Regions from separate parts of the Homo sapiens genome. Here region 1 is linked to region 2. Evidence: chromatin loops called from intact Hi-C (ENCODE). Cell type or tissue: Caco-2. All regions are shown on one strand. Each heading gives the region's core, and the rest is flanking DNA. Links, peaks and the distances in the headings are about the cores only. Region 1 has its middle 320 kb from the start of LINC02462. Region 2 overlaps LOC105377436 (a long non-coding RNA gene).

Region 1 (16,146 bases), core at 6,132-11,131, 130 kb before region 2:
TCACATGTTTGTGAGAATATTCTAGAATTGCTTATGCCTGCCTAATAGGATTCTTACTGTAATAATTCATTAAACTTAAAATATGCAGAAAATATAAATTGGTTTACTTTACATATTTAGGAAAAAAACACAAGTTATATTCTTTAAATGTGAGAAGATTCTTATCAGTAACACAAATGAAGACTTGTTTTATGGTAAATACAGAGCAGTTTTTCATCATTTCCTGTTGAGAATAGAACCTGAAAATTTGGCAGTAACGATTTAAGTGAGATGTAGAGAAGGGCTTTCTGACTACAGCTTATATCTTCATGTAGTAGATATTCAGAGGAGGTAAGTAATGCTTCAAAGAATCTCTTAATGCCCTTATCTCTGGTTAGTGTGGACTACGTTACGTAAAGCACTAAATCAAAAATATAAACAGTATAAATAGATTTCAAATGTTCCTGTTGGCCATGTGGTAAACAGGTTAAAAGCAAACCCTATGTTGATAGAAAAATAAAATAAAATTTATAAATTTGGAGTGATCTTTTTATAGCTGATTTATAATGAATTAATATAAAAGAAAATTGATATTTCAAAACAATGATTCCTTTTCATTAAGACAATACATAATTTTAAGTGTAGTTTATAGAAAATTCTGTTACAGTAAGTATAATTCTCCCTCAAGATTACCCCTCTTTTCTTTCTTAAATAGAAACAGGCGATTTGCATTAATTTTAATGGTTCAACTGCTTGATTTATCCCTGCATGAAATTGCATGCTTCAGTACCAAATACCTGCTGAAATAATAATTCATATAATCTCAAGATGTGTCAAGAAGTGACTTAAAGTAGAAGTAAAAAAATATGAACTGAAATTAATGATGATCTCCCACCACTTCCTGATGAATAGGAGAACAAGTTCATGTATTTCAACAGAGAGGGTCTGACTTTTCTCTCAGTGGTCTCAGGTGCCACTAGCCACGGTGGTATTATTACAAGTTCCTTTGGCACTGCTGGGTAGCACTGAATAGAACAACACTAAATCTGTCCATTAAGAAATAACAAGGACATACTATAGAATAAAATAACTTATTGCATTGCAGTAAACAATGGTGCCCAAATATGCTAAAGTAATTCATGTTGCATTTAAAAATGTAGTTTAAAGAAAAAATTACATTGATTTGAGCATATTAGAAAAATGACTATAAATATTCAAAAAGATATTCATTCACATAGAGCTAAAATTTTAGCATATTTTAAATATTCAGGGATGTAACAAAGTTTATATTGTTTCGGTTTTCTCCTCACTGTACTCTTCACATCAAAATTACCAACCTAACAACGCGTATAGATGTGTAGAGTGAGTTTTTCTCATAATTTTAGAACCAACAGTATCTTTAACTGTCACAAGAAGGGTTCTGCCAGAGTGTTTTAGTTGATTCTTATCCTCTATAGAGATATGTTGAAAGAATGCCAAGTAACGTCTCTCAAATTGGTTGTTGCATTCAATTTCTCTAGGAGAAAGTGCATAGAAACAAGATCCATCATCACATTGCCATTACTGCTCCGTTTTTGGGTAATCTCAACCAAAAGGAGACTGTAGACTATCAACTATTAAATTGCATCCACTGGCAGTTTGTGATATTTAAAAATAAAAAGCATGTGCTATGTTTCTTGTACTTATTTTCAGAGTATTTGAATTTTTGACATGGTTAGTTGTCAAATTTGTGAGCATTAAAATCACTTTAAAAGTTAAAAAGCAAGAAAAGTCATTATTCAAGCCCCAGAGAAATACCTCAGCTGACTAAGGATTGGGCATTTTGCCATCATGACAGATGGGTAAGAGTGTCAGCCACCAAGAGACATGTACATGTCAAGTGTGAATATTGATATCAGGATCTAAGAAGACTACTTCACTAGTGCCCTGTTATGATATGATACCCATACGGAACCCTCACATGCCAAAAACTATTATCAACCTATCAAACTGACTTCCTTCGAAAAATTAAGCAGTCTTTGAGATGATGTAAATGAAAGGATAATCATATCACTTTGATTAGTTGACATACAAATAACATGAAATTGTATATTAAAAGTCTGTACCTCTCTTTTCATTTTAAATGAAACTCCCATTTTGACAGATTTTTCATCCTCAGTTATTTTTTAAGTTAAGCACTTATTAGATATTGCAAATGTCACACTGGTAAAATCTTTAGGACTTTAAACAAAAAAAAAGTCTACTTGTCAGCTTTCTCATTAAATGGACTCAATGTGCGATTAAGGATATTATTTTTCACTTTTGATATGAGCACAATTCAATTGGTTATATCATTGCAATTCACATTATTCTTTCCCTTATCACATGTAAATGTATTCAGGATGCATTTGGTGGTGTGAAAAAGAAAAAAAAGGATAAAATGACATATAATTGTCAGTATAATAAAATGGATCTCCTTAACCAATTAATATTTTTTTGTTTCACATTTCAAATATAATTTTAGTTGGCATCTTATGTCTAAGCATATATATCTCACTACTAAATCATGAATAGGTCCACAATTAAACTAACTCTAAAATCTATCATAAGTCCTTATCAAGTCGATTCCTATGTGTTCATTTTTCATGGTTGTAATTTCTTAGACTCTCATAGGCCTAGAAAATTTTCAAAGCCAGTAAACAGCAACTAAATTTTGTATCAAGCTCAAGTGTAGGGATAGTTTTAAATTACTAAGTCAGCATTTATTTTCACTCAGGGATCTATTCATATGAGCTCCAAAATTCAACATGCTCACCAACCAAGTAAAGTTTGATTGTACCAGCTTTCCACACTTTTATGTTCCACCCAATGTCAGTGCAACTGTCTGATCACATCTGTTTATGAAAAACAAGCACCAACATTAATGTATGCATTAAGAAAACCAGGCAATTGTTAAACCTCTACAATCCAAGCATTTCTTTATTTCTATTTTTTTATTTTTTTGGTCATTAATATCATCTTTCAACACACCAAAATTTCTCTTAGTATTTATTTTGATTTGGTAATTACCTTTCACAATAAAATTAATTGATATAAATTATATTAGTCTGATTAATTTCTCTCCTTATTTCCCTATATTTATGCATTCCTTAATTCAATATAAAGTTATTTAATTCATAGAAGGTTAGGCACACTCATGGATACTAGAAACGCATCTGCAAGCAAAAGAAAGATCTTTGCCCTTATAAAGCTTATATTCTAACAGTAAGAGAAGGTAATAAAGTCATATGTTAAATTTTTAAATGTGGAATTAGATGGAGTATAGCCATCAATGAGAACAGCATTTTAGCAAATAATGATTTCTTCTTATTTTTTCATCCCTTTATGCCCCTTTGATACATTTTTGGATCATTCAGCAACTAATTATTTGCCTACATAAATCATGCCATCTCTCTCTCTCTCTCCCTCATTACCATTAGATTTTCATTTTTTTCACAATGTCTTATTCCCATTGCATGCAAACTATATATGCAAATGCTTATTTCCTTCTATGTAACAGCCATGTACACTTCATTTCTTATGAAATATGTTCTGCCCATCTTTTTATTTAGTTGTTGGTCTTTTATTTGTTACTACCACTTTTTTTAATCATAATATTAGCCCCCTGTTGTATGCCTTGCAAACTTTTTCCAGTTTGTTTTTAAAATTTATTTTCTTTCCAGTAATGTCATTGCTATGCATATAATTTTACTTTTCATGTTGTCATGTATATCAATCTGTTTCATTTGAATGTTTGTAAATGTATCTCTTGCTAAATATAGCCCTCCAAAGGCTGATAGATTGTTCTAATAATTTAGCGATTTCATTTTTATGTTTGTCTGATGCAGCTGAAATTTTTTTACCACACAGAGGAAGGTGAGAACCACGTTATTGACCTGGTAAATTTACACACCAGGTTGTCAAGCATTTTTTCAACAACGATATTTTGCAATTTTCTCCTAAATGTTTTGAAATTCTACCTTAACAATACATTTCCATTATGTATGTAGGTATCATTCTAAACTCGTCACTCTTTTTTCCCCGACTTTCTTGCCTGCAACCTATGTGCACAGTAACATACAGTTTTAATTACTGTTGTTCTACAATGTTTCTTAATAATGCGTGGAGGAGAAAATCTCTGCTTGGGGATATTTTTAATGAAAATTTGCTGGAACTTCTTGTACATTAACATGATGATATGAACTTTCTTTAGGTGTAATTTTCACGCAATAAAGTGCACATCTTTGGCATAGAGCTTGATGAGTTTTAGCTGATTTGTACAGCCCTATAACGACCATCAAAATCAAGATATAGAACACTGAAGTTACCACCAGAGTTTCTTTACGTTTCTTCTCTGTCATCCTGCCAATGCCAGGAGCACCACTGATCACCATTGTCACCGTAAACTAAATTTGTTTCCTCTAGAATTTCATATGATTGAAATTATACAGTTTACACTGTTTTGTTTCTGGCTACTTATATTCCACATAATGTTATGTATATATAATCACCAATCCACATGGTTGTGTGTATCTATAGTTTATTCCTTTTTGGATTAAGTAGTATTATATTACATGACTACATCAAAATTACATAAACTTTCATGTTGATGAAAAATTACTGGAATGTACTGTAATTATATGTTTAATTTGGTAATAAACTATCAAACAATTCTCCAGCAGTGCACAGTTTCACATTCACATCAACCATGGATGAGTGTTTCAGTTACTCTATATCATGGCCAGAGATTTTCAGTTTGTTAATATCAGCCATTTCTGTGAATATGTAGTGGTAGTTTCTTGTTTTAATTTGCATTTCCCTAGTAATTTAAAATGTTTCACAGATTTATGTCAATATTACCCATTTTGGAGATTTTCTTTTGTGAGATGTCTTTTCAAATTGTTTTCCTATCTTGATTTGGTAATCATAAGCATTCTTCTTTTATTTTTGATATTAATAAGAATATTAGCCACACCCTAAATTTAATATTGGGGCATGAGGTCTGTAGATCATAATCTTCTTCAACTGTCAATGTTTTGTCTATCTGAGTTTTTTTTTTGGTGTCTGTATTTTATGTATTTGAACTTCACTATCATTTTATCATTTTGTTTTATTAGTAAGTAAGCTTTTTATTGAATTTTTGGTGGTGGTGATGTTTATTTTTTAATTCTGAGAAGTACTTTTTATTACTATACATATTTCATTGTAAAATTCACAAGTGTAAAAAATGGTTCTAAAGACAGTAAACTTTAATGACCACAGCATGTACCAGTCATATAATTTCGAGCAAATTATGTCACCCGTTCTTAGTTTCTTAGCTTTTTCTTCAATTAAATAAGATGGAAAACACGGCTTACATCATGTGATTGTTGCCAAGATTGAATAAGTATTTTTGCAAAGGATTTGAAAGACTATAATAGTATCAAATAGTCATTTATTGTTTTAGGATTTGTCATGGATTGCTTGGTAGGAATAGCTCAAACTACAATTGTTGAGTTTTATTTTGTTTGCACCACTCTTGTATTGCTTTGCCCATTATCTTTTTAAAATTTTTTCTGATTCACTATTCTTTATATTTTTAATATAAGATGTTATTAGATTTTCCTTTGTGAGAAAATCTTTTGTATCAATATATCAGTTTATTATTACATTTACATTTATTGCTTCATCAGGTATACTTTTCTCGACTCTTCCTTAGCTTAGTTTACATCCTGCTTTTCTTTAAAATACTTAAAAAAAAACTTCTTATTTGATCTATGACCTTTATTTTTCTTGTTATAGATTATCATGTTATTTCTGATCTACCAGAAGTTTTATAGCCAGACTTTAATATATTTTCTTGTATATACAATTTTAACTTTATACAATATACTGAATATACTGTAGACCATTTCCGTTTCCTCCTTTCTTTTGGTTATAATGACTTTGTATATATCTAACTTTTCATACCTCCAACATTTTTTCTTCTTAACTAATCACATTTGTCTTTTTATATTATGTTCTTGGATATTTTTATGGCTGTTTTTACATTTTAAATGTTTTTATACATCTATCTGTTGATTTATCAAATTTAAGTAATATTTTTTCTCACTACAAAAGAAATAGAAATCAATATATTTGAAATGCTTTCAATATCTTTACACTTCTTAATTTTCTAAATTTGCAGTATTGTTCCATTTCTATGTAGTCACAGTTTATGATACATTTAATTGAACTCCGTGTGCACTGTCGATTGTCTAGATATGGAATCATATTATTTGAGAAGAGAAATAGCTTGACTTTCTCCCTTCTTATTTGGAAACCTTTTATTTCTCTCTCTTACTTGATCATTCCAACTACGACTTCCAGTACTGAACCAACCCAAATGTCCAACAATGATAGACTGAAATAAGAAAATGTGGCACATACACACCATGGAATACTGTGCAGCCATAAAAAATGATGAGTTCATGTCCTTTGTAGGGACATGGATGAAGCTGGAAACCATCATTCTCAGCAAACTATTGCAAGGACAAAAAACCAAACACCACACGTTCTTACTCATAGGTGGGAACTGAACAATGAGAACACATGGACACAGGAAGGGGAACATCACACACCGGGGCCTGTTGTGGGGTAGGGGGAGGTGGGAGGGATAGCATTAGGAGATATACTTAATGCTAAATGACGAGTTAATGGGTGCAGCACACCAACATGGCACATGTATACATATGTAACAAACCTGCACGTTGTGCACATGTACCCTAAAACTTAAAGTATAATAATAATAATAATGATAATAATAATAATAATGAATAAATAAAATGAAAAAAAAAAGAAAAGGAGTGGTGGGGGTGGGCATTCTTGTCTTGTTCCAGTTCTCAAGGTTAATGCTTCCAGCGTTTGCCCATTCAGTATGATGTTGGCAGTGGGTTTTTCATATATGGCTCTTGTTACTTTGGTGTATTTTCCTTCAATGCCTAATTTGTTGAGCGTTTTTAATATAAATGGTGTTGAATTTTACTGATGGCCTTTTCTGCAGCTAGTGAGATGATTGTGTAGTTTTTGTTGTTAATTTTGCTTATATGGTAAATCACATTTATTTATTCACATATGTTGAACTAGCCTTGCATCCCAGGTATAATGCCTAATTGATTGTGGTGAATTAGCTTTTTGATGTGCTGCTGGATTCAGTTTGCTAATATTTTGTTGAGGATTTTTGTGTCTATGTTCATCAGAGATATTCTCCTGAAATTTTCTTTCTTTGCTTTGTCTCTGCCAGGCTTTGGTGTCAGAATGATTATGGCTTTGTAAAATGAGTTACAGAGGAGTCCCTCTTCCTCGATATTTTGAAATAATTTGAGTAGGATTGATACTAGTTCCTCTTTGTATGTCTGGTTGAATTCAGCTGTGAATCCATCTGGCTTAAGGCATTTTTTGGTTGGTAGGCTTTTTATTACTAATTCAATTTGGTGACGTGTTAGTGATCTGTTAAGTATTTTAATTTCTTCTTGTTTCAATGTTAGGAGGCGTGTGTTTCCAGGAATTTATCCGTTTTTTTCTAGGTTTTCCAGTTTATGTTAAGTAGAGGAGCTCATAACAGTCTCTGAGGTTTTTTTGTAATTCTGCAGGATTGATTGTAATGTCAACTTTGTCATTTCTGATTGTGTTTATTTGGATCTTCTCCCATTTTTTCTTTTTCAACCTAGTGAGTAGTCTATTAATCTTGTTTAATTTTTTGAAGAACCAACTTTCAGTTTCACTGATCTCTTGTATGGATTTTTATTTCTAAATATTCAGTTCAGCTCTGATTTTGGTTATTTATTTATTCTGCTACTTTTAGGGTTAGCTTGCTCTTGTTTTTCTAGTTCCTTAAGGTGCTACAATAGGTTGTTAACTGAGATCTCTCTAACTTGTTGATGTAGGCATTTATCGCTGTAAACCTTCCTGTTAATATGGCTTTAGCTGTGCCCCAAAGATTCTGTTATTTGCCTTTCTGTTTTCATTAGTTTCAAATAATTTTTTGATTTCTGCCTCAATTTCATTCTTTACACAAAGTCATTTAGGAGAAGATTATTTAACTTTAATGTAATTGTATGATTTTATAGCTCTCCTTGGTATTGATTCCTATTTTTATTGCACTGTGATCTGACAGTATGGTTGGTATGACTTTGATTTTTTTAAAATTCACTTTGTGTTGCTTCATGGCTGAGCATGTGTTGAACCTCAGAGTATGTGCCATGTGACAATGAGAAGAATGTATACTCTGTTGTTGTTGGGTGAATTTTTCTGTAGTTATCTATTAGGTCCAATCGGTCAAGTGTGGAGTTTAAGTCCAGAATACCTTTGTTAGTTTTCTGCCTCAGTATGGAGTGTTGAAGTCCCCGGGTATTATTGTGTGATTATCTGTCTCTTCATAGATCTATAAAACTTGATCCTTGTTGGTGTAAAGTGTTTCATTTGATATAATAATCATTACTCATTTTTGTTTTTTGTTTTTTGATAGATCTTTTTCCATCTCTTTATTTTGAGCCTATGGGTTGTCATTACTTGTAAGATGGATCTCTTGGAAATAGCAGACAGTGGGAGTTGGTTCTTTATCCAACTTGTCACTGTATGACTTTCTAGTGAGGCATTTAGACTATTTACATTTGTGGTCAATATTGATATGCAGGGGTCCGTCCCACAGACTGTGACCCAATGACGAATGAATAACATACACTGACACAGATATTCTGCCTGTCAGTCCAGCTAAGTGTCCGGGTCCCTCACAGACACCAAGGAAGGTGCTGTAAAGTGTAGCAGCCAAGGTCCATTCAGCCATCAAAGCTCACATTTATTCAGTATAGATTAAATGACAAACATCTTGAGTAAACTCCACTAGAGGGTAATTGACCTGGTTGCCGACCACCACCCCCGCCACCCCACCCCCACTCCCCCCCACCCCCACTCACCACCCAGTAGAGAGCAATTATGCACCCACGGTTGATCAAAGGTTGGTCTTAGCTTGAGTAAATAGGCTATTTAGATAAACTACTCTACATTCCTTTGTACCTACTTTAAGCTATTTACTCAAGGTAAGGATTAGGCTGCTTTCAGCCATAACCCTATCCTGAGACTTTTGCAAAACCTTCTGGCCTTCCAAGAAGATTTGTGTCTATATCCTATAACTTCATCTTAAAATTTTTCCCACCAACCTGACTGAACTCCCACATTGATAAGTGAGAATTTGATCCTGTCATCATTCTGTTAGTTGGTTGTTATGTAGACTTGATTGTATAGTTGCTTTACAGTACTAGGGTAGGTGCTTAAGTGTTCTTTTGTGGCAGCAGATACCATTCTTTCATTTCTATGTTAAAAACTCCCTTTAGTAGCTCTGGTAAGGCAGGTCACTTGGTTTTTGCTTGTCTGAAAAGGATTTTATTTCTCCTGTGCTTAAGAAGCTTAGCTTTGTAGGATATCAAATTATTGATTGGAATTTATTTCCTTCAAAGATGGTGAATGTAGACCCCCAATCACTTCTGGCTTGTAAGATTTCTGTTGAATGGTCCACTGTTAGTCTGATGGGGTTCCCTTTGTCAGTGAACTCTTCCTCTCTAGCTCCCTTAAAGATTTATTCTTTCATGTTGACCTTGGAGAATCTGATGATTAAGTGCCTTGGGGATGGTAATCTTGCATAGTATCTCACAAGAGTTCTCTGAATTTCTTGAATTTGCATGTCGAACTCTCTAGCAAAATTGGGAATATTTTCGTGGATTAGATCTTCAAATATATTTTCTAAGTTGGTTGTTTTGTCTCTGCTCTCTCTGAAATGCCAGTAAGTCATAGATTTTTGTCTCTTTATATAATCCCATGTTTCTCAAAGGTTTTGTTCATTTTCTTTAAAAAAATATTTTTTTTATTTCAATAGCTTTTGGGGGAACAGGTGGTGTTTGGTTACATGAATAAGTTATTTAGTAGTTATTTCTGAGATTTTGGTGCACCCATCACTGTACCCAATGTAGAGTCTTTTATCCTCCCCAACCCCGCCACCCTTTACCCTGAGTATGCAAAGTCCATTGTATCATTCTTATGCATTTGCATCCTCATAGCTTAGCTCCCACTTATAAAGTGGCGACATATGATGTTTAGTTTTCCATTCCTGAGTTACTTCACTTAGAATAATAGTTTCCAATTCCATCCAGGTTGCTGTGAATGCTATTATTTTGTTCCTTTTTATGGCTGAGTAGTATTCCATGGTGTATGTATACATATATAATCACATTTTCTTTATCCACATGTTGATTGATGGGCATTTAGACTGGTTCCATATTTTTGCAATTGTGAAAGGTGTTGCTATAAATATGCATGTGCAAGTATGTTTTCTGTACAATGACTTATTTTCTTCTGGGTAAATACTCAGGAGTGGCATTTCTGGATCAAATGGTAGATGTACTTTTATTTCTTTAAGGACTCTCCACACTTTTTCCATAGTGGTTGTACTAGTTTACATTCCCACCAGCAAGATTATAGTGTTCTCTTTTGATCACATCCATGCCAACATCTATTATTTTATTTTATTTTTTTATTATGGTCATTCTTGCAGGAGTGAGGTGGTATCACATTGTGGTTTTGTTTTGCATTTCCCTGATCATTAGTGATATTGAGCGTTTTTCATATGTTTGTTGGCCATTTGTATATTTTCTTTTTTTAAATAAAATTGTGGTTTATTTAAACAATGAAGCACATACAGCAGTGAAATGAATAATTTATTGTTACATGGGCCAACATGGATGAATCTCAGAAACATAATGTTAACTGAAAAAGCAAGTCATAAAAGAAAACATAAAATGATCTTTTATATGAAATTCAAAAACAGGCAAAACTAGGTATTATTTAAGGATACAAACATAGCTAAAAAGTTAAATAGAAGCAAGAAACTACAAAATTTAGGGCAGTGGTATTTTTGTATAGAGGAAGTGCTGTGTGTATTGGGAAAGGCTTCTAAGGTAATATGATATTGAGTACCTGGGTAGCTATGTCATTATTTTTTCCTCTTTTTTCCTGACACTATCCACATGGAAATAAATGTCATTATTTTAATTGCTTTTATATGTATAGCACCTTAAGTTTTTAAATTAAAGCTTTTTATTGAGGTGAGATTCACATAACCATAAAACTAATCATTTTATTTTTTTCCCATAAGTTATTGGGGGTACAGGTTGCATTTGGTTACATGAGTAAGTTCTTTAGCGGTGATTTGTGATATTTTGGTGCACCCTACCTTACTGCACCATATTTGTAGTCTTTTATCCCTCACCACCCTCCCACTCTCCCACCCAAGTCCCCAAAGTCCGTTGTATTGTCCTTATTCCTTTGCATCCTCATAGCTTAGCTGCCACATATCAGTGAAAACATACGATGTTTGATTTTCCATTCCTTAGTTACTTCACTTAGAATAATAGTCTCCAATCTCATCTGGGTCACTGCAAATGCTGTTAATTCATTCTTTGTTATGACTGCATAGTATTCCATTGTATATATATACCAAGGTTCCTTTATCCACTCATTGATTGATGGGCATATGGGTTGGTTCAATGATTTTCCTATTGTGAATTGTGCCACTATAAACATGGGTGTACAAGTATCTTTTTCAAATAATGACTTCTTTTCCTCTTGGTAAATACCCAGTATTGGGATTGCTGGATTAAGTGGTAGTTCCACTTTTAGTTTTTTAAGGAATCTCCACACTGTTTTTTATAGTGGCTGTACTAATTTACATTTCCACCAGCAGTGTAGAAGTGTTCCCTGATCACTGCATCCACGCCAACATCTACTGTTTTTTGATTTTTTGATTATGGCCATTCTTAAAGGAGTAAGGTGGTATCACATTGTGGTTTTGTTTTTTGTTTTTGTTTTTGTTTTTTTGAGGCAGAGTTTTGCTATTTTTGCCCAGGGTGGAGTGCAATCGCCTCCCGGGTTCAAACAATTCTCCTGCCTCAGCCTCCCCAGTAGCTGGGATTACAGGCATGTCCCACCACACCCGGCTAATTTTGTATTTTTAGTAGAGATGGGGTTTCATCATGTTGGCCAGGCTGGTCTCAAATTCCCAACCTCAGGTGATCCACCTGCCTCGGTCTCCCAAAGTGCTGGACTTACAGGCGTGAGCCACTGCTTCCGGTGCCACATTGTGGTTTTGATTTGCATTTCCCTGATCATTAGTGGTGTTGAGCATTTTTTTTATGTGTTTGTTGGCCATTTGTATATCTTCTTTTGCAGATTGTCTGTTCGTGTCCTTAGCCAACTTTTGGATGAGATGTTTTTTTTCTTACCGATTTGTTTGAGTTTGTTGTAGACTCTGGATATTAGTCCTTTCTCAGATGTATAGATTGTGAAGATTTTCTACCCTTCTTTGGGTTGTTTGTTTACTCTGCTGACTGCTGCTTTTGCCATGCAAAAGCTCTTTAGTTTAATTAGGTCCTAGCTTTTTACCTTTGTTTTTGTTGCATTTGCTTTTGGGTTCTTAGTCATGAAATCCTTGCCTAAGCCAATGTCTAGAAGGCTGTTTCCAATGTTATTGTCTAGAATTTTTATAGTTTCAAGTCTTAGGTTTCAGTCCTTAATCCATCTTGAGTTGATTTTTGTATATGGTGAGAGATGAGGGACCAGTTTCATTCTTCTACATGTGGCTAGCCAATTATCCTAGCACCATTTGTTGAAAAGAGTGTCCTTTTCCCACTTTATGTATTTGTTTGCTTTATCAAAGATCAATTGACTGTAAGTATTTAGGTTTATTTCTGGGTTCTCTATTCTGTTCCATTGGCCTATGTGCCTATTTTTATATCAGTATCATGCTATTTTGGTGACTATGGCCCTATGGGATAGTTTGAAATCAGATAATGTGATGCCTCCAGATTTTTTGTTTGTTTGTTTGTTTTTTTGTTTAGTCTTGCTTTGGCTATGCAGGCTCTTTTTTGGTTCCATATAAATTTTAGAATTGTTTTTCCTAATTCTGTGAAGAATGATGGTGGTATTTTGATGGGGATTGCATTGAATTTGTAGATTACTTTTGGCAGTTTAGTCATTTTCACAATATTGACTCTACCCATCCATGAGCATGGGATGTGTTTCCATTTGTTTGTGTCATCTATGATTTCTTTCAGCAGTGTTTTGTAGTTTCCCCTTGTAGAGGTCTTTCATCTCCTTGGTTAGGCATATTCCTAAGTATTTTAATTTTTTTGCAGCTATTGTGAAAGGGGTTGAGTTCTTGATGTGATTCTCAGCTTGGTCCTTGTTCTTATATAGAAGAGCTACTGATTTGTGTACATTAGTCTTGTATCCAGAAACTGCTGAATTTGTTTATCAGTTCTAAAAGCTTTCTGGAGGTGTCCTTAGGGTTTTCAAGGTAAACAATCATATCATCAGCAGACAGTGACACTTTGACTTCCTTTTTAATGATTTGGATGCCCTTTATTTCTTTCTCTTGTCTGATTGCTCTGGCTAGGACTTCCAGTACTATGTTGAAGAGGAGTGGTGAGAGTGGACATCCTTGTCTTGTTCCAGTTCTCAGAGGGAATGCTTTCAACTTTTCCCCATTTAGTATTATGTTGTCTGTGGGTTTGTCACAGGTGACTTTTATTACACTAAGTTATGTCCCTTGTATGTCTGTTTTGCTGAGAGTTTTAATCATAGAGCGATGCTGGATTTTGTCAAATGCTTTTTCCGCATCTATTGAGACTATCATGTGATTTTTGCTTTTAATTCTGTTTATGTGGTGTGTCACATTTACTGACTTGCATATGTTAAACCATCCCTGTATCCCTGGCATGAAACCCACTTGATCATGGTGGCTTATATTTTTGATATGTCATTGGATTTTGTGACTCAGCAGAGACAGCCATAATCATTCTAGGTACACAACTCCAGTTACCTAATGTGGGAATCTCACCCCCATCCCACACAGCAGCAGGAGCAAGACCAGCCCAAGGAGAGTCTGAGCTAAGACACGCTTAGCCCATATGGAGGAAAGATACAGTTGTTTTCAGACAAACAAGTGCTGAGAGAACTCACCATTACCATACCACCACTACAAGAACTGCTAAAAGGAGCTCTAAATATTGAAGCAAATCCTATAAACACATCAAAACAGAACCTCTTTAAAGCATAAATCACACAAGACCTATAAAATAAAATACATGTTAAAAAGCAAGAACAAAACAAAACAAAAAACAAAAAAAAAGTACACAGGCAACAAAAAGCATGATGAATGCAATAGTACCTCACATTTCATACTAACATTGCATGTAAATGGCCTAAATGCACGGCTAAAACTACAGAACTGCAGAATGGATAAAAGTTCACCAACCATCTGTTATCTTCAGGAGACTCACCTAACATGTAAGAACTCACATAAACTTAAAGTAAAGGGGTGGAAAAAGGCATTTCATACAAATGGACACCAAATGCAAGGAGAGGTAGCTATTCTTAGACAAAACAATTTTAAAAGCAACAGCAGTTAAAAGAGACAAAGAGGGACATTATATAATGGTAAAAGGCCTTGTCCAACAAGAAAAAATCACAATCATAAACATATATGCACGTAACACTGGAGCTCCCAAATTCATAAAACTATTACTAATAGACCTAAGAAATGAGATAGCAACACAATAATAGTGAGGGACTTCAATGCTCCACTGTATATTTTCTTTTGAGAATTGTTTATTCATGTCTTTAGCCTTTTTGATGGGATCGTTTGTCTTACTGATTTATTTGAGTTCTTTGTAGATTCTGGATATTAGTCCTTTGTTGGATATATAGACTGCAAAGATTTTCTCCCACTTTGTGGGTTATCTGTTTACCCTGCTGATTGTTTCTTTTGCTCACAGAAGCTTTTTAGTGTAATTAAACCCCATCTATTTGTTTTTGTTTTTGTTGAATTTGCTTTTGGGGTCTTGGTCATGAAGTCTTTGCCTAAGCCAATGTCTAGAACGGTTTTACCAATGTTATCTTCTATAATTTTTATGGTTTCAGATCTTAGATTTAAGCCTTTGATCCATCTTGACTTGACTTTTGTATAAGGTGAGAGATGAGGATCCAGTTTCATTCTTCTACATGTGGCTTGCCAGTTATCCCAGCAACATTTGTTGAATAGAGTATCCTTTCCTCACTTTACGTTTTTGTTTGCTTTGCTGAAGATCAGTTGGCTGTAAGCATTTGGCATTCTTTCTGGGTTTTCTATTATGTTCCGTTGGTCTATGTGCCTATTTTTATACCAGTACCATGCTGTTTTGGTGACTATGGGCTTATAGTTTGAAGCTGTGTAATTGGGTAATGTGATGCCTCCAGATTTATTCTTTTTGCTTAGTCTTGCTTTGGCTTTGCGGGTTCTTTTTTGGTTCCATATGAATTTTAGAAATGCTTTTTCTAATTTTGTGAAGAATTATGGCAGTATTTTTAAGGGGATTGCATTGAATTTGTAGATTGCTTTTGGCAGTATTGTCATTTCAAAATATTGATTCTACCCATCCATGGGCATGGGATGTGTTTCTATTTGTTTATGTCATCTATGATTTCTTTCAGCAGTGTTTTGTAGTTTTCCTTGTAGAGGTCTTTCCCCTCCTTGGTTAGGTATATTTCTAAACATTTCATTTTTTTGCAGCTATTGTAAAAAGGGTTGAGTTCTTGATTTGATTCTCAGCTTTGTCGTTGTTGATGTATAGCAGTGCTACTGATTTGTGTACATTAATTTTGTTTGAATTTGTTTATCAGTTCTAGGAGCTTTTTGGATGAGTTTTTAGGGTTTTCTTGGTATACAGTCATATCATCAGCAAACAGCAACAGTTTCACTTCCTCTTTACCTCTTTCTTTTTACAGTTTACTTCCTTTCTACCATCTGAATACATATATGGATGCCCTTTATTTCTTTCTCTTGTTTGATTGCTCTGGCAAGGACTTCCAGTACTATGTTAAATAGAAGGGTGAAAGTGGGTATCCTTGTCTTGTTTTTATCTTTTCCCTGTTCAGTATAAGGTTGACTGTGGGTTTGTCATAGATGGTTTATTACATTAAGGTGTGCTCCTTCTATGCTGATTTTGCCGAGGCTTTTTTTTTTTTTTTTTCTTCTTGAGATGGAGTTTCACTCTGTCACCAAGCTGGAGTGCAGTGGAGCTATCTCAGCTCACTGCAAGCTCC
Region 2 (16,146 bases), core at 6,805-11,804:
GAGAATCCTGCCCCCTTTTGAATAACTGGATTGAATTCGAAACAATTAAAAGGGAAAAGAAAAGAGGAGGTAGAAGAGGGAAAAGTGAAGGAGGAGAAGAAAAAAAAATCAAAAACTCCTCAATTACTCTTCAGTTCTTCATATTACATCCCTTAGGGCTTCTGCATTCACATATACCTGGAACTAAACTGGCATAAATACAACATCACCCATACCATCAGTACAACTGCCGAAAGTCTATTAAATAGCAGAGATCAGTTTTTCCAATTAAGTGACTGTGCACTACTCGTATTATCCAATATAGCTATTAAAAAACGAAAAAAGCATCTTGGACTTCACTGTAAAAGAGTTGGGATGCAATATAAACTTTTAAAACTAAAGTATGATCTGTTCATTATTATTTTTAAAGTCTAGTATTTAAAAAGTAGACACAAATAAATATAGTAATATTTTAGATACGGGGGCAGTGAAATAAAGGATAAAACCCCACTCATATTTCTGGTTTGAATAACTGGATTGAGATTTGATTTACTGAGAAGGGAAAATAAAAGAGGCAGAGGAAGAAAAATAAAAGGAGGAGAAGGAAAAAAATTACAACAGTTAACATCGTCAGGCACCATGATACCTATATTGATTTTCATTTTGCCATCATAGCTCAAGAGGTAGGTATAATTATGACTTCCATTCTGGACATATAAAAACTGAATTCAAGCCAGGCACAGTGGTTCCCTGTAATCCCAGCACTTTCAGAGGCTGAGGCGGGAGGATCACTTGAGGGCAAGAATTTGAGACCAGCCTGGCCAACATGGTGAAACCCCATCTCTACTAAAAATACAAAAAAAAAAAAAAAAAAAAAATTAGCCAGGCGTGGTGGTGCATGCCTGTAATCTCAGCTACTCGGGAGGCTGAGGCAGGAGAATAACTTGAAGCTGGGAGGCGGAGGTTGCAGTGAGCTGAGATCGCGCCACTGCACTCCAGCCTGGATGACGGATCAAGACTCCATCTCCAAAAAAAAAAAAAAAAAGAACTTGTACAAAGGCACATAGTTAGTAGATGATTTGTCAGTACTTCGGACAAGCTAGTAGGTAGTCTAAAACTAGAACCCATAACCACAACAAAACAATTTATAGAGGTGATGGTGCCACAGTCACCAACAAGTCAGATTTCCACTGGCTGATTAACACTGAGCTTTCCATTATCAATTTAAAACAAAATTTGTAAATAATGCAAAATTATTTCTCATTAAAAACATGAATGAATCTGTAATCCCAGCACTTCGGGAGGCTGAGGCGGGCGGATCACGAGGTCAGGAGATTGAGACCATCCTGGCCAACACGGTGAAACCCCGTCTCTACTAAAAATACAAAAATTAGCTGTGTGTAGTGGCGTGCGCCTGTAGTCCCAGCTACTCAGGAGGCTGAGGCAGGAGAATCCCTTGAACCCGGGAGGCGGAGGTTGCAGTGAGCTGAGATCGCACCACTGCACTCCATCCTGGCGACAGAGCAAGACTGTCTCCAAAAAATAAAATAAATAAAAATAAGGCAAAACATGAATGAAGAATACATGGTATATGTCAAAAACAGGAAATTCTGGATCTACTCATTATATCTGTTTTTCATATTATTTTTGAACTGTGAAGCATTATCCCACAAACTATATTTTAAAAATTAATTTAGCTGAAAAAATATATGTATTTCTTGAGAGAATAAAATCTCTCATTATGTTTAGCAAAAAAGAAAAAAAAAATTTTTCAGGCAGCACTGGGCTTGCATTCCCATCCAGCAAAAAGAGGAAGGAGCTGGGTACTCTCTGTCTCTCTCTAAAAGGAGCATGCACTCTGCTGTTTTTCCCTCTTCCCATTCCAGGTTTTTGTAATAGAACCAAGAAAAAAAAAAAAGAAACCATAAAACTTGAAGAAATTAATTTAATCCAAGAAACAAAAGTGTTTCAGGAATAAGAGAGTAAGTAGTTAATTGTGTACTAAATGATACTTTAAAGACAAGGTTAAATAAACCATGAACCAGATTTCTTGTAGAGACAATGGTCAAGTGAATAAGAGACATAGGAAAATAAACATTTATATAATTTGTGGCAAATAAAAAAATAAAGTTGTATAACATGCAGTGGAAATAACCCACAGTAACATGTACAAGGCTTACAGGAGCCACCGTTCTTAGAATAGTGGTGATTTTATTAATTTTTAAGATTTTTCTTTATTTTCTTAATTTCTATATTATTATATTCTTATTTCTATTATTGTATAATGATCAAATATGTTACTTCTAAAAAGTAATCTATTGAATTTAAAGTATCTCATAAATAGAATTTTCCAAGACTCTCAAATCTTTTGAAAAAAATTGTGTCCCTGGTATGCTGACTTTATCTGCAAAAAAAGAAAGCATCAAAGTCCCTAGACGTCCACCCAGCTGTTTCTAGCTTCTGTTATATTTACTCTGATTTATCTAGCATGGCATATAATTAGTTGTTTGGGTTATTGAATAAAGCCTGACTGTACTTGATTATGATTCACAACACATTATTTATATTGTCATTATAAAGGCAATTTTGGGCCAAGGTACATTTCAACTTCTTTTTATTGGGAAAAGCATGTCGAAAAGCTGGTACATAGCCTTCCTCCAAACACTATAAATTATTTTCTGTATGTGTTTAATGACAACATTATGTGTTTTTAATTAAAAATGAATGTGCCTAGAGAGTTCTCCAAAAATACCCATATCCTTGGCACAATATCTGTCTATAGAAATTTTTCACAGCAGTTGTCTAGCTCAAAGTCTATATTTATGAAAATTTTCCTCAGTTTAGTTAACAGAAATTAAATTAATTGATGTTTACACTCCCCATGGAACATTTTTCATGGTTACATCTCATGAAATAGTGGACACAACAAATATTTCCATAAGGGCAAAGGAAAGAATAATTCAATTGAGAATTGTATTCCTCCATTGAATATAAGCTTCTGAAGGCATAAAGTATAGCTGACACGGATTCGCTCCCCTTCCAGACTGGTATTTTTACATACGCCATCCCTTAAGACAGTGAGTAGTGTCACAAGAAATCTGAGATGATAGTTTGTTGATTGTTCTCTGCCTGTTTTCTAGACTCTTGTTAGAGGTCTGAAATGGCTGCTCTTTTTTTGTTTCTTTGTATTAATCTCTATTAACCCCACTCCATTCCAAAGTAAATAAAGTTAGTATTTTTTTTCTTTTTAAACTAGCAGTGGTACATACGAAAACCTACCTGGCACATAAATATATAAGAAATATTTTCATTTACAGTTACCACAAAAACCCAGGTTCAGTTTAATAATTTATGAAAGTTATAAACATGAGATCAAACTTTGCTTATACTTTTCCTTCCAGGTTTTCACTAAAAAGCCATAATATTGTTTAGGAGTCATAAAAGTCTTTAATTTATATATCACAGCCTGCTTTTATTTGGTCTAGGGATCTACATAACACACATGTTATGCATTCCCCAATTGCTGATGCCAACATGATGACAAGAATGCTGAGATTAATTACTTTAATGCTGGCCTAACTCAGCTATTCTAAAGGTCAGATGAAGGCTTGCTAAAAAGAAACCAAAACTCTATGGATCAGCTTAACTACTGCAAACTACTGTGATAAATTAGGATTTGTGCATAATTTATTCTTTTTTTAAAAAAAAGTCTACACTGTTAAAGAGTTTCAATTTATTAGACTAATTTGTGTACTTTGGAAGGAGACCAGCTCCCATCATCCTATTGGACATTTGATTTAGGATTTTTACCATCAGCACTATTCCTGCTATATGAAGAGGGTGTTACAGTAGGTAGCTAGTCAGGCATGAGCAGGGAAGGAGAGCACCTTGCCACCACACCGCTCACTGCTCTCCCACCAGGAATGTCAGGAAACCATCAGGTGATAGTTAGGCAGTTGTCACACTGCCTCTCTGAAATAATAATTGTGTTGCAGGACTTCTCCCTTAGTTGAGCTAAAGACAGGGTTCTTTGTCTCACTGCCACAAAAATTCAGGCAAGCAGACAATTTAAATGGTGAGTAAGATAGGTTTTTACTGGGTGAAAATGAAGAAAAGGGGAAAACAGGGACTCTCGCTAGGCCAGAGTGCCCTGCTAGAGTCCTTCCTACCTGCAGTTCAAATTCCAGGTTCCAATTCTAGGTTCCACATAGAAAGAGGCCGGGCCAGGCTCCTCCCTGCTTCAAAGGGCAGGAACTTCCTGAGACTCCACCTCAGTGTGCAGGCTGGTTGAAGTTTCTCCAGGGTCTCCCCTCCCACCTGGCTGTCTCAACTGGTTACAGCTGGTGTCAGGGAAAGGCAGTTTCCCGATAGATAGAAACACCTGAAACTGGTGTAGCTTCCCAGTAAGTAGCTTCCCAATAAGATCTCAGGAGTTGGGTAAGTAAGCTCAAGCATGTGCATTAAGAGGAAAAATGGTGGAATTTAGCTGGTATGTGACCTTCCAGGGACATTCCACCGCTAAGGGAAGAATGCCTCAAGTGAGCATGCATACAACATACAAAACCCCAAGTCGGCTGGGCGCGGTGGCTCATGCCTGTGATCCCAGAACTTTGGGAGGCTGAGGCGGGCGGATCACGAGGTCAGGAGATCGAGACCACCCTGGCTAACACAGTGAAACCCCGTCTCAACTAAAAATACAAAAAAAATTAGCTGGGCATGGTGGCACACGCCTGTGGTCCCAGCTACTCGGGAGGCTGAGGCAGGAGAGTGGTGTGAACCCAGGAGGCAGAGCTTGCAGTGAGCCGAGATCACGCCACTGCACTCCAGACTGGGCAACAGAGCAAGACTCCGTCTCAAAAACAAAACAAAACAAAACAAAAGAAAACAAAACAAAACAAAAACTAGTCAGAAGGTCAAACCAGGCACTTGACTCACTAAAATTGCCTGCTTTGCCCTCTTCCAAGTGTACTTTCCTTCCTTTTATTCCTGCTGTAATGGTTTTTAATAAACTTTCACTCCAACTCTTAAAACCTGCCTCAGTCTCTCCTTCTGCTTTATGCCCTTCAGTGGAATTCTTTCTTCTGAGGAGGCAAGAAGTGATGTTGCTGCAGACCGATACGGATTCACCATTGTAAACAAGGGCAGATATGGGTTTTCACTTATAAGAGTCTGATGCTGAAATCTCTAATATAATACTCTTGAGAGATTTAGCTGAAATAATTTTGGTATGACAAAAAGATTGGTCTATAAAGAAGGGCATTTTCTAAGTCCAAGATTAGCTATAAACTATTAACTATAAACTGAAGTTTATAGGTAAAAAAATAAGTTTATAGCTTAAGAACACAAAAATCACGAGTGACTAATTCTCCTACTCATAGAATGGGGTCATCAGCCATGTGTTACCTTTCTCTACCGAAATAACATGAGGGTCCTCTCCTCTCTTAGGATTTCTAAATTTACTGTAACAATGCTAGCATTTTTGTTGAAAGCAAATGAACTCATAACTTAACGTATAGTATAAGATAAACTTAATAGCTTGGGCATGATGCATATTAAGGTGGTATATGCTTCACTTCTATATTCCTACATTTCTGCCTAGTATTCCTAGCTAATATCTATTTTCTCAAAAGGTATCCCTGTAGTGAACAACCTAAGAGGTAAGCTCTGCGTTGGATTTTGCTTTTCCACATACCTGAATCTGTTCCTAAATTGAATGTTTTCTGTAAGAGATGTGTCAAGGTTTTAGTCTGTAAACTGATACTTAAGGCAATTACTTCCATCAATTAGGATGCATCCAAAATTAATTATTATATTAAACTCTCATGTGATACACAATATCTGCTGCCACAGATGCAGTGTCCCTTTGCCTGTCTGGGATTAGGCAAAGATAAAAAAAAAAAATCTGAAAATGGTGTTCAGACTCAGGAACACTGTTATGAATAGATTTCACCTCCACGATTAATTATTTAAAAATAAAACGACTGGAGATGGTAGAGCTGGATAAGAAAGCAAGGAAAAAAATGAGTGCATCTTTTATTCAGTAAGAATTATTAACAAACATCCAGAAAAGCTGAGATCCCAAGAAAAGTAAAATTATGCTCAGGAGAGTTCCTCAGATTCATTATTCTATATTCAAAAAACAGACTCCTCTGATGTAACTTTATGTTACTTTCATACAAATTGATTTCTTTGGTAAACCAAAAATAAAATTCTCAGCCCTTCAGCCAACTGAATGGATCCCTCCTCTTCACCAATGGCATTCTAAGTAAACCTGAAACACTAGTTCAGGCCATGATGGAAATGGGTGGTCAGACACGTCTCATCATATCTTCCTTCTTTTGGAATTCAGGCATGGCTGGCCTGCATTAACATTAAAACAGAGACGTTAAATCTTTAAGTCTGATTTATTTATTTTCTCTGAAGCCTGCTACCTGGAGGCTTCATCTGCATAATAAGAGCCTTGGTCTCCACAATCCCTTATTTATTTATTTATTTATTTATTTATTTATTTATTTATTTATTTATTATTTTTATTTTTATTTTTTTTGAGACAGAGTCTCGCTCTGTCGCCCAGGCTGGAGTGCAGTGGTGCGATCTCAGCTCACTGCAACCTCTGCCTCCCGCACAACCCCTTATTTTAACCCAGATACTTCTTTCTATTGATTACAGTTTGTTAGATAAACATTTTCAACCAATTGCCAATCAGAAAATCTTTGAATCCACCTATGCCCTGAAATCCATCCTGAACATTCCCCCACTTTTAGTCGACCTTCCTTTCCAGACTGAACCAATATACATCTTACATGTGTTAATTCATGTCTTATGCCTCTCTAAAATGTAAGAAATCAGGCCCTAGCCTGACCACCTTAGGCACATATCAGGACCTCCTGAGACTATGTCACAGGCATGTCCTTAACTTTTAGTCAAAATAAGCTTCCAACTTGATTGAGACTTAGATACTTTTTGGTTTACACTTTGAGCACACACACAAACACACACAAATTATATTTGTAGTGCAAATAAAGAAGTGATCCTCAAGACCTAAAGTTTCTTTTTCATTTTCCTTTTCTTCCCCCCAAAGCAAAGTTTCTATAGCCTCTTGCCCACGGAAAACAGCAAGACAAAGCATCTGCTGTCAAGACTGAGTGACAATTTGTAATAATTAGCATCAGGAACAATAGACCACTTTTTAAACTCCTACTCAGAGTGCTTAGCAAAGTATTCAAAGTCATTTAAAGTGTTTGAGAGCTAATAAGGACTAAAGAACTTGCAAGTGTTATGCACAGAGGCAATGAGCACTGCAGTCATTATACCACTGTAATTCCAACCAAAACAATCTCCCAAACAGTTGCACAGGAATTTAATGGTAACTCACTTTGAGGAGGAAGGTTCTTAAGTGTAGCCTTGAGCAGTAAACCTTTGGAAGGAAGATTAGTAGACAATTTTTGGCCTCATAGTCATAACCTTTATGGGTGATTCTACCTGAAATTTGGCTTCTGCCTAGCTGTATCTCAGATCCCTTGGAACACCTGTGTGCCTGAGATTTGCTGCAAGGGTGCTATTGCCATTTTCAGGAGAAGACTTATGCCAGCTGCTTTGCAATTGGTAAGGGATCTATTTGAGACAGAAAGAAGTCTAGGAAATAACTGAGAAGGAGAAAGCATATAAAGTAACTTAGGAGTCATGCTTTTCATGTCACATAGATGGGATTTTCTTTCCCTGGGTTGTCTTTTTGAATTCCTCCTTGAAATAGCAGCAATGCAGAATTCTGAGGAAACAACACCTGTTCCGACCCCAGGGCAGGCTTTTGGGCAGTAATCCTTTTGGATACCAATTTATTCAAGTCTGCTAAATAATTAGTGAGTCAACTTTCCTAGTTGATTTCCATTCCTATGGGCAATACTGAGTCTTTTCTAATTTGAATCATTTTATAAGATAATTCTAGAATATAGTTTCCAACAAATGAGATTCCACTTTACCTTAACTGAATAATGAAATTCTCTGTGTTAAAGTTTTAATAAATATTTTTAAAATTATTCTTTAATTAGAGAAAAATCCCCAAAATGTATGTATTTGTATTATGTGAGGCAAATTATTATTTTAAACATGGAAAACAAAAAAATATAATTTAAGTCCCTTCTGAAATCTAGCAGCATATTCTTTTTAGGACAATACTTACAATATTATTATTTATTTCACACGTTTTATTATTTTAATGTAAACATCTAGAAAGTAAAAATGACTCATAAATGACAGGTATTTGTAGATTTCCTGTGCATTAGTTCATCGAAAACAACCTTGGCACAAATGGTACAGTTAATAAACATGTTTCAGAGCTGTGTATAATTTAATTCTAGAATTAAGCAATTAGGTAACTTGCATGTATGAATATATAAAGATTAATATATACATATGTTATTTACAACTATGTGTGACTATTAAGTGTCATGTAAACTGAGTCCTTTTGAGGGGAGGTGCCAGCTGGGCTTCCTGGGTGGAGTAGGGGCTCAGAAACTCAGTCATTTCCTGCATCAGGACTTCCTTCTGTCCTGGATGAATAATATTGAAGATATATGCTTAAAATATTCCTAACACCAGGATTTGTGCATGTGTTTTCTTCCCCAAGAAAGCTATAAACAGCGAAAATTTTGCTGTAAGTTTCCCTGTTTCCTGTCTCCCTCTCTTCCCCCTCCCTGAAACTAAAGTAAAAGGAATGTTAACTGCCGGTTTTCTGTGACCAGCAGACCTTATCTATACCCCCAATTCCAATTCCTTGTAAACATACTTTGTAAAGTCCTGTAAGATCCTGTCTCCTTTGCCATGCCACTGCAAGGTCATAAAGTAGATAAAACCTAAGTTGCAATTCCGGTTTTCCTCAAAATCTAAGACATGTCACAAAATAATTTACTGCCTTCATTTCTTGCTCTGGTAACATCTTTCTGCCGCACGTATTTCCCGCCTTAAAGAGTTTAAAAGGCGATCACCCAAGTCCAGCAGTGGCTACCCCGTTCAGGACCCCTTTCACGCTGTGGAAGCTTTGTACTTTCACTCTGCTCAATAAAGCCTACAGCTTTTTCTCGCTCTTTGTTCGTGTCTCTATCACAGCCACCACACCAATTCTTTGGCGTGGCTAGGCAAGAACCTTAGGCATTACACTTTGGAAGTATCTGACATATAAACATTACATTGTTCCATATATTAGACACATACAAATAATTTAAAACTTTATTTCTTCTGTATTATATCTAAAAAAAATAATTATTAAATAAATGAGATCCCACAAAATAGGGCCTTGAGACAGGGCCTTGCCCTGTCACCCAAACTGGATGGCAGTAGTGCAATCACAGCTCATTGCAGCCTTGATTCCCATGCCCAAGAGATCCTCCCACCTGAGCCCCACAAGTAGCTGGGACCACATGCTCATATGACCATGCCTGGTTAATTTTTAGAAAAAAATTTTTGTAGAGATACTGTCTCCCTATGTTGCTCAGGCTGGTCTCAAATGCTTGAGCTGAAGTGATCCTTCCATCTCAGCCTCCCAAAATGCTGGGATTACAAATGTGGGCCATATCGCCCTGTAGCAGGACAAGCCGCAGACAAAACCTCTCAGATACCCAGTTGTAGAAGGAAGGGCTTTATTCAGCTGGGAGCATCGGCAAGCTACTGCCTTAAAATCCGAGCTCCCCGAGTGCACAATTTCTGTCCCTTTTAAGAGCTCGCAACACTAAAGATTTCACATGAAAGGGTCGTCATTGATTTGAGCAAGCAGGGGGTATGTGACAGGGGCTGCATGCACTGGTGGTCAGACCGAAACAGAACAGGGCAGGGAGTTTCACAGTGTTCTTCTATACAATGTCTGGAATCTATGAATAACATTGGTTTCTAAGTTATGAGTTGATTTTTAACTACTGGATTTAGTCCAGGCAGGCCCAGGCCTGGTTTCGGGCCTGGCGTCAGGCTGCCTGTCTTTGGTTTTACTTCCTTGTTGTTTTTTCTTAAAACAAGTACTGAGTATAAAACAATATAAAATAATATGAGAGGGTCTTTCTCTTCCTTCAGCCCAGCCTATATTTTATATTTTTACAGTGCTAAAATGCTGATATTTAATAATAATAATAAATGGTATTGCTATGTAGAAAGAAAATTAGATTTGGATGAGAATTAAACATTTTAAACATTTCACCTGAAATTATAATCTATTATTGGATGCCTTTTTTAACATACATAGTCTCAAATATACCTAATACTATTACATTGCAAAAATTAAAGTTCATGGAAATTGTTTTAATGTACATTTTAGTATAACCCTCATTGTATTATTATTATTATTTTTAAAGTGAGCATTCCTTTTAAAATAAAAAATATACATATACAAAATTAGCAATTAAACTTTTCTGACTGTTCAGACCATACATAACCAGTGAGTTTTCTCAGTCATGATCATATGTGAAAACAGCATTAACATAATAAACCAAAATACTATTCTGAAATGTACTTGCAAAAAACCATAATATTTTTTACTATAGTTAATGTTGAAGCTAGTCTGCTGTTTAATTTATTTTTAAACTAAGTTGTTTTGAGAATGACCTGGAGAGATATCTGGATAATTTAGTAATTTCTTGTATTATACAAAATAGTCATATTACGTATAACTTAACAATATGTCATCTAGTTGTAGAGATGATATTTCTGGAGTTCACACCTTGTATATTTTGTCTGACAATATACAGTAACTTGGCATTTGTTACAGTTTGAGTATGTCCCCTAAAAATTATGTGTTAAAAACACAATCCCAATGCAAGAGGGATGGGAGATAAGCCTAATGAGAGGCCTTTAGGTCATGAGCAATCCACCCTCATGAATGGATTACTGCTGATTATAAAAGGGCTTGAGGTTGCAATTTCAATCTCTTGTTCACTCTGTTCCTCTCTTGTCCTTTTGTCTTATGACACGGGATGACACACCACAAAGGCCTTCCCTGGTAGTACTTCATGAAGATGTGGACACCATGCTTTTGGACATCCCAGCCTCCAGAACAATGAGCCAAATAAATTTCTCTTCATTATAAATTACCCAGTCTGTAGTGTTCTGTTACAGCTTCACAAAACAAACTAAAACAGCATTGTTTTTTTTTTTTTTGAGTAATCTTAGCTAATTCTTACTAGGATAAAAGAAACAATGTTGTCCTAATTTCAAACATGGATATCATTGTTTGAGATAAAAAGCTTTTTTTATGAATTTAATTCCATCATAATCTTAGTAGTAGCTAAAAATTAGTAAAGTATGTGTATTTTGTCTGCATAATGCAACCTAAATGTATATTTAATATAACGTAAATGTTTAATGTAATGTAATGTAAAATAATATATTTTCTTCTAATTCACTACATAATGAAAAAATGGATAAATTTACAAACTATAATTGCCATACAATTTGATTTACAAGAATTTCTTTTATATCAAGACCTTATAATGGTAATGCCACTTACCTTTTGATCAACTCTCCATCATTATTTTTCATTCACTTAAGTGACTACATCCTTCAGTGATTTGGAGGCCTGCAGCCACTTGAAGTGTATTCTCAGAGGGTTCAAAATATAACATTAGATTTCTGTTTCACTTTGATATTTTATTTCATGGCAGCTATAACAAATAACCTAAGATGTTTCTTCTGTGATAAGGTAATATTAATTCCCAGCAACAGATGTGGATTTCTCAGTTTTTCTGCCAGGTACAATTTGGAAAATACAGTTGCTATATTTATTCACAATTTTACTTTTGCTCTTTTGACTCAACCTGGCTATATAACTAGAGATAGTATACACCGTTGACTAAAATTATTTTTGAATAAGACTGTTTAGAAGGCACTTTTAAATATTTGTTTTGTTTATTTGCTATTGTGTTTCACTTCCTAACATTCCTTTCATCAACAATATGATACGTTAGAAATATTTACATAAACACCTTTGAGAGTTGTGGTCAATTGCAAAGTTTAGAATAAACAGTCAACAAAAGACTGCCATTATGTCAGATATCAATTGAAAATTCACGGGACAAGGTACACAACACTACCCCTGTATTTGATTTCACTAGAAAGACTCACGGAACTCATTTAAAGCTGTTATACTTTTACTTGTGGTTACAGCTCATTACAGAAAAAGAATACGGATTAAAATCTGCCAGGAGATGAAGTATGATACCTAGGTCAGAATCCAGCAAAGGTACCAAACGTGAAGCTCCTATTGCCCTCAACCTGGGGGAGTGGCAAATTTATTAGCTTCTGGGCATTAATATGTAACCATATGCATGAAGTATTCTTAACTAGAAAAGCTTTCAAGTCTTTGATGTCCAGAATTTTCAATAGGGTTCAATCACTTACCACTGCTGTGGCTCACATTTAGTCTTCAGCCCTTTCTGGAGGTTGGACTGACATTTTTACTTTCCAGGCACTTTTGGAGGCAGAACTGAAAACTTGTGGCCCAAAGATTCCATCATAGAACACTTTTAGACTTGATAGTGGCCAAAGCTCCCAAGCAAAGACATTCCCATCAGGAAGGATATTCCAGTGGCCTAGAGATCACTAACCAAGAAACTAAAGATGAAGGCCAGACCTATCTATCATTTGGTAAAGTTAATTCTTCACTATGCAAAAGTTAAAATTACTAAACCTGAAACAGGCACATTGAATTCAGCAAATGTATGAAGCATTGAGTTTTTTTCATCTGTTTTTGAGACGGAATTTCATTCTTGTTGGCCATGGTGGAGTGCAATGGCACAATCTTGGCTCACTGCAACCTCTGCCTCCCAGGTTCAAGCAATCCTCCTGCCTCAGCCTCCCAAGTAGCTGGGATTACAGGCATGCACCACCACTCCTGGCTAATTTTTTGTATTTTTAGTAGAGATGGGTTTTCTCCATGTTGGTCAGGCTGGTCTCGAACTCCCAAACTCATGTGATCCACCCACCTTGGCCTCACAAAGTGCCGGGATTACAGGTGTGAGCCACTGCCCCCAGCCACCATTTTTTTTTTATTTTGCATTTCTAAAAATTTCTGTGGCTTAACACAGAACTATAGTAAAATCATGATATAATTCAGGGATGCTACCTTGCATATTATTCAAAACTTTCAGTATGAATTTAGAAAGTCCTGGTTTTGCATTTCAATTCAGTTATTAAGCATGAAACACAAGAAAATACAGAACAGAAAGTGTTTTCCATCCCTGTTTCCAAATCAGCCCCTTATATTAAAGTGAAATTCTCATGGGTGCATTGCTTCAGTATCACTTCATGAGGATACATATCTATGTATGTTAGACATAGGTAAGTGGTGTGTGTGTGTGTGTGTGTGTGTGTGTGTGTGTGTGTGTGTATTTCGCCCTCAACCAGATGCACAAGGAAGAGTAAAGCAAAAGCAGACTTTCTTCTCCAACTCTCTTCTCTCTATTTTCCCATTTGCCCTTTCTCTAAACAGAACCTCTTTCTTTTATATTTACTAGAGTAAATTGACTGGCAAATGAGAGCCTTATTCCCATTATCCACACAAAACTCATAATCAATAAATGAATAGCAAACAAATTTGAGTACATGATGATAAAAGTATATCATCTCAAACAAAAAGAACTCCTAAAATATAAGACAGAAATATTCTATAAAAATTTGGTAGACCGTTAATATAAAATTTACAAAAGAAGAAATACAAAAATGATAAAACAACATTTTCAGCTACACTAATAGGTAGAGAAATACAAATTGCAGTGACAATAATTTTATATTTTTGCAAAATAGATTTACAGGAACATCACTTTTTCTTTTTTTTTTTTTTTTTTTTGAGACACAGTCTCGCTCTGTCGCTGCAGTGGCACAATTGCTGCCACTGCAACCCCCGCCTCCTGGGTTCAAGAGATTCTCCGTCACAGCCTCCCGGGTGGCTGGGACTACAGATGCCCGCCACCATGCCCAGCTAATTTTTTTTGTATTTTACTAGAGATGGGGTTTCACCATGTTGGCCAGGCTGGTGTCGAACTCCTGACCTCAGGTGATCCACCTGCCTCTGCCTTCCAAAGTGCTGGGATTACAGGCATGAGCCACTGCTCACTGCCTCCAGGAACATTCTTAAGCACATTTATTGGGATGAGATCAGGGACCATATTTAAATCCCTTTTTGGTATATGCTCAATGGCTACCATGTTAGCTTGCAGGTAATAGACACTCAATGCATATTTATTCAATAGATTTTAGAGTATAATTCTAGATTGAATGTATTTTGCTTATAATTAAAACAAGTTCATAAGCTTTGATCATTGACTGAATGGAATGTAGTCTTGACAGTTTTTATTAAATTTGAAAAGCTCACTCTGGACATATTTCTGAATGTAAGTCCAGTTTATTTCTATGTTGTAGATTGTACTAAATTATCAAATAGGAGGAATGTAATTTGGACACCACAGCAGTAAAGCTGCTTTCAAAATCTTTCTATAGTAACTAATTCCTGACGTATATAAAATCATGTATGCACATGTGTGTATATAAGTATGTGTGTATGTATTTACTACCTATTTGTGATTCTCATAATTACATGGCAAAATTCTTAGAGTTGATTATGAATATATTATGAAAAAATTAAGAAAGCCTACTCTAAAACATTAAGTAATATAGTCAAGACTAGAAACATTTATTAAATATGGAGATGAAAATAAAATTCAGTCTTCTGACTCTCAGCCCATTACTCTCCTTCTACAGTACTAGACATCTTCTCTTTCTAATTGGACTCTTGGAAACCCTAAATTTATCTTCCTATGTACAAAGTAACATGGAGAAATATTATAATACTACAAACAAAGCAGAAAAAAACTATTTTTGCATATATAAATTTCTAACTCTTTTAAATCTAGTACTTGTAAACACTAATTTCATACCTAATGTAGAAGATGAAAAAGGGAAAAAACAACTCTTAAAAATGGTTTTCCTCTTTTTCTGGCTAGGTTGTTGCTTCTGTAGTTTAGTTCCCTTTCAGCACTATCAGTCTCTTTTAAAGTAGCAGCACATCTGTGTCTAATACATCCCTTTCAAGGACTGTTATTCTCTTTTGGATAATTGTTTTTCTAACATTATTAGGGCTTTCTAGGCTTTAAGTTTTCACAATATATACTACAAGATAATTTGAACTAAAAAGAGAATAGCATGTAGAAAATTGTTGTCTTCCCTCAGTTTTAAAACAGAATTAACCTTAAAACTGAAAGTTATTTATTTAAGCGTTAATTAAATAGCTAAATCAACTTAGCTTATACAAGGCTCAAAAATTTCTGTTGTCTGGAGAACGTTCATCTTTTCCAAAGTTTCACTCACTGTTCCACTAATGATTTAAATTTTAGATTCAAACGTATTAGAAACTATAGTTCTAATAAGTATGAAGGTCATCTCTGTTTCTCCTAAAAATAAAGGCTTACTAAGACCAAATAGCCTAGATTTATAAGTAGGCAAATGTGGGTACTTTTGTCTCTGTTTGTTACTTATCTATTAATAAGTTACCAAATAATTTATCATTATAAATATTACAATCTTATAATTATCATAATCATCACCATTATTCTATTACTTTCCCCAGTTTATTACATATATTAGATAGCGTATATGGTTTTATACTTTTAAAATTAGAATAATAAAATTCAATCTCCCCAAATCATATTTTAGAAGAATAAAAGTTTTGTATATTTTTTATTAATAACAGGTACACCTTTTCAAATTTTTGACACAGAATGACACATTTTGGCAAATACGTTCTGCTGCTTATTCCTAAGAACAAATAATATTTTTCTTGGTAAAATTTCACTGAGAATGCATGATCTCATAATATTCATTATTAAAAAGAACTATGAAGAATATTAAAAACTGAGACTATTTTTCTGACCTATATGTTTAATTTCATTTGCAGGTATTATGAAATAAAATATATTAATTCAATATTTGAGTTGCATTGTTTGATAACTTTAAGTCAACAAAATATTTTATAGTGAAATATTTTATAATTATACAATCACCAAAGTAAAATAATTATTTAAAAAATGTTAAGAAATTATCAAAGCACCTTGTTAAACATGTATTCTAATTTCAATTCACTTGAATTTATGTCCTACTATCTAAATTCCCTGTTGAACTCAGTCAATAGGGCTA

The links. Hi-C counts contacts between places; a loop is a spot of excess contacts. Peaks named below come from ENCODE experiments on the same cell type or tissue, not always from the same donor. Only the 100,000 strongest peaks of a DNase experiment are listed, where the experiment ranks them.
Region 1: it touches region 2 in a loop (6-fold over the local background); 1 of 110 quality-filtered maps calls a loop at or near these places.

Annotation. Positions count from the first base shown.
Region 1 is chr4:134,740,155-134,756,300 of GRCh38, reverse strand. No RefSeq gene overlaps it. Among named protein-coding and RNA genes, the nearest start is that of LINC02462, 320 kb to the right of the region's middle. In Caco-2, for the core only: no CTCF peak of the experiment used is centred there; a DNase peak (open chromatin) is centred at 8,720.
Region 2 is chr4:134,615,665-134,631,810 of GRCh38, reverse strand. The region is part of intron 2 of LOC105377436 (a long non-coding RNA gene); the gene reads right to left. Among named protein-coding and RNA genes, the nearest start is that of LINC02462, 200 kb to the right of the region's middle. RefSeq lists enhancers at 4,125-4,625, 4,626-5,126, 6,991-7,729. In Caco-2, for the core only: no CTCF peak of the experiment used is centred there; no DNase peak of the experiment used is centred there.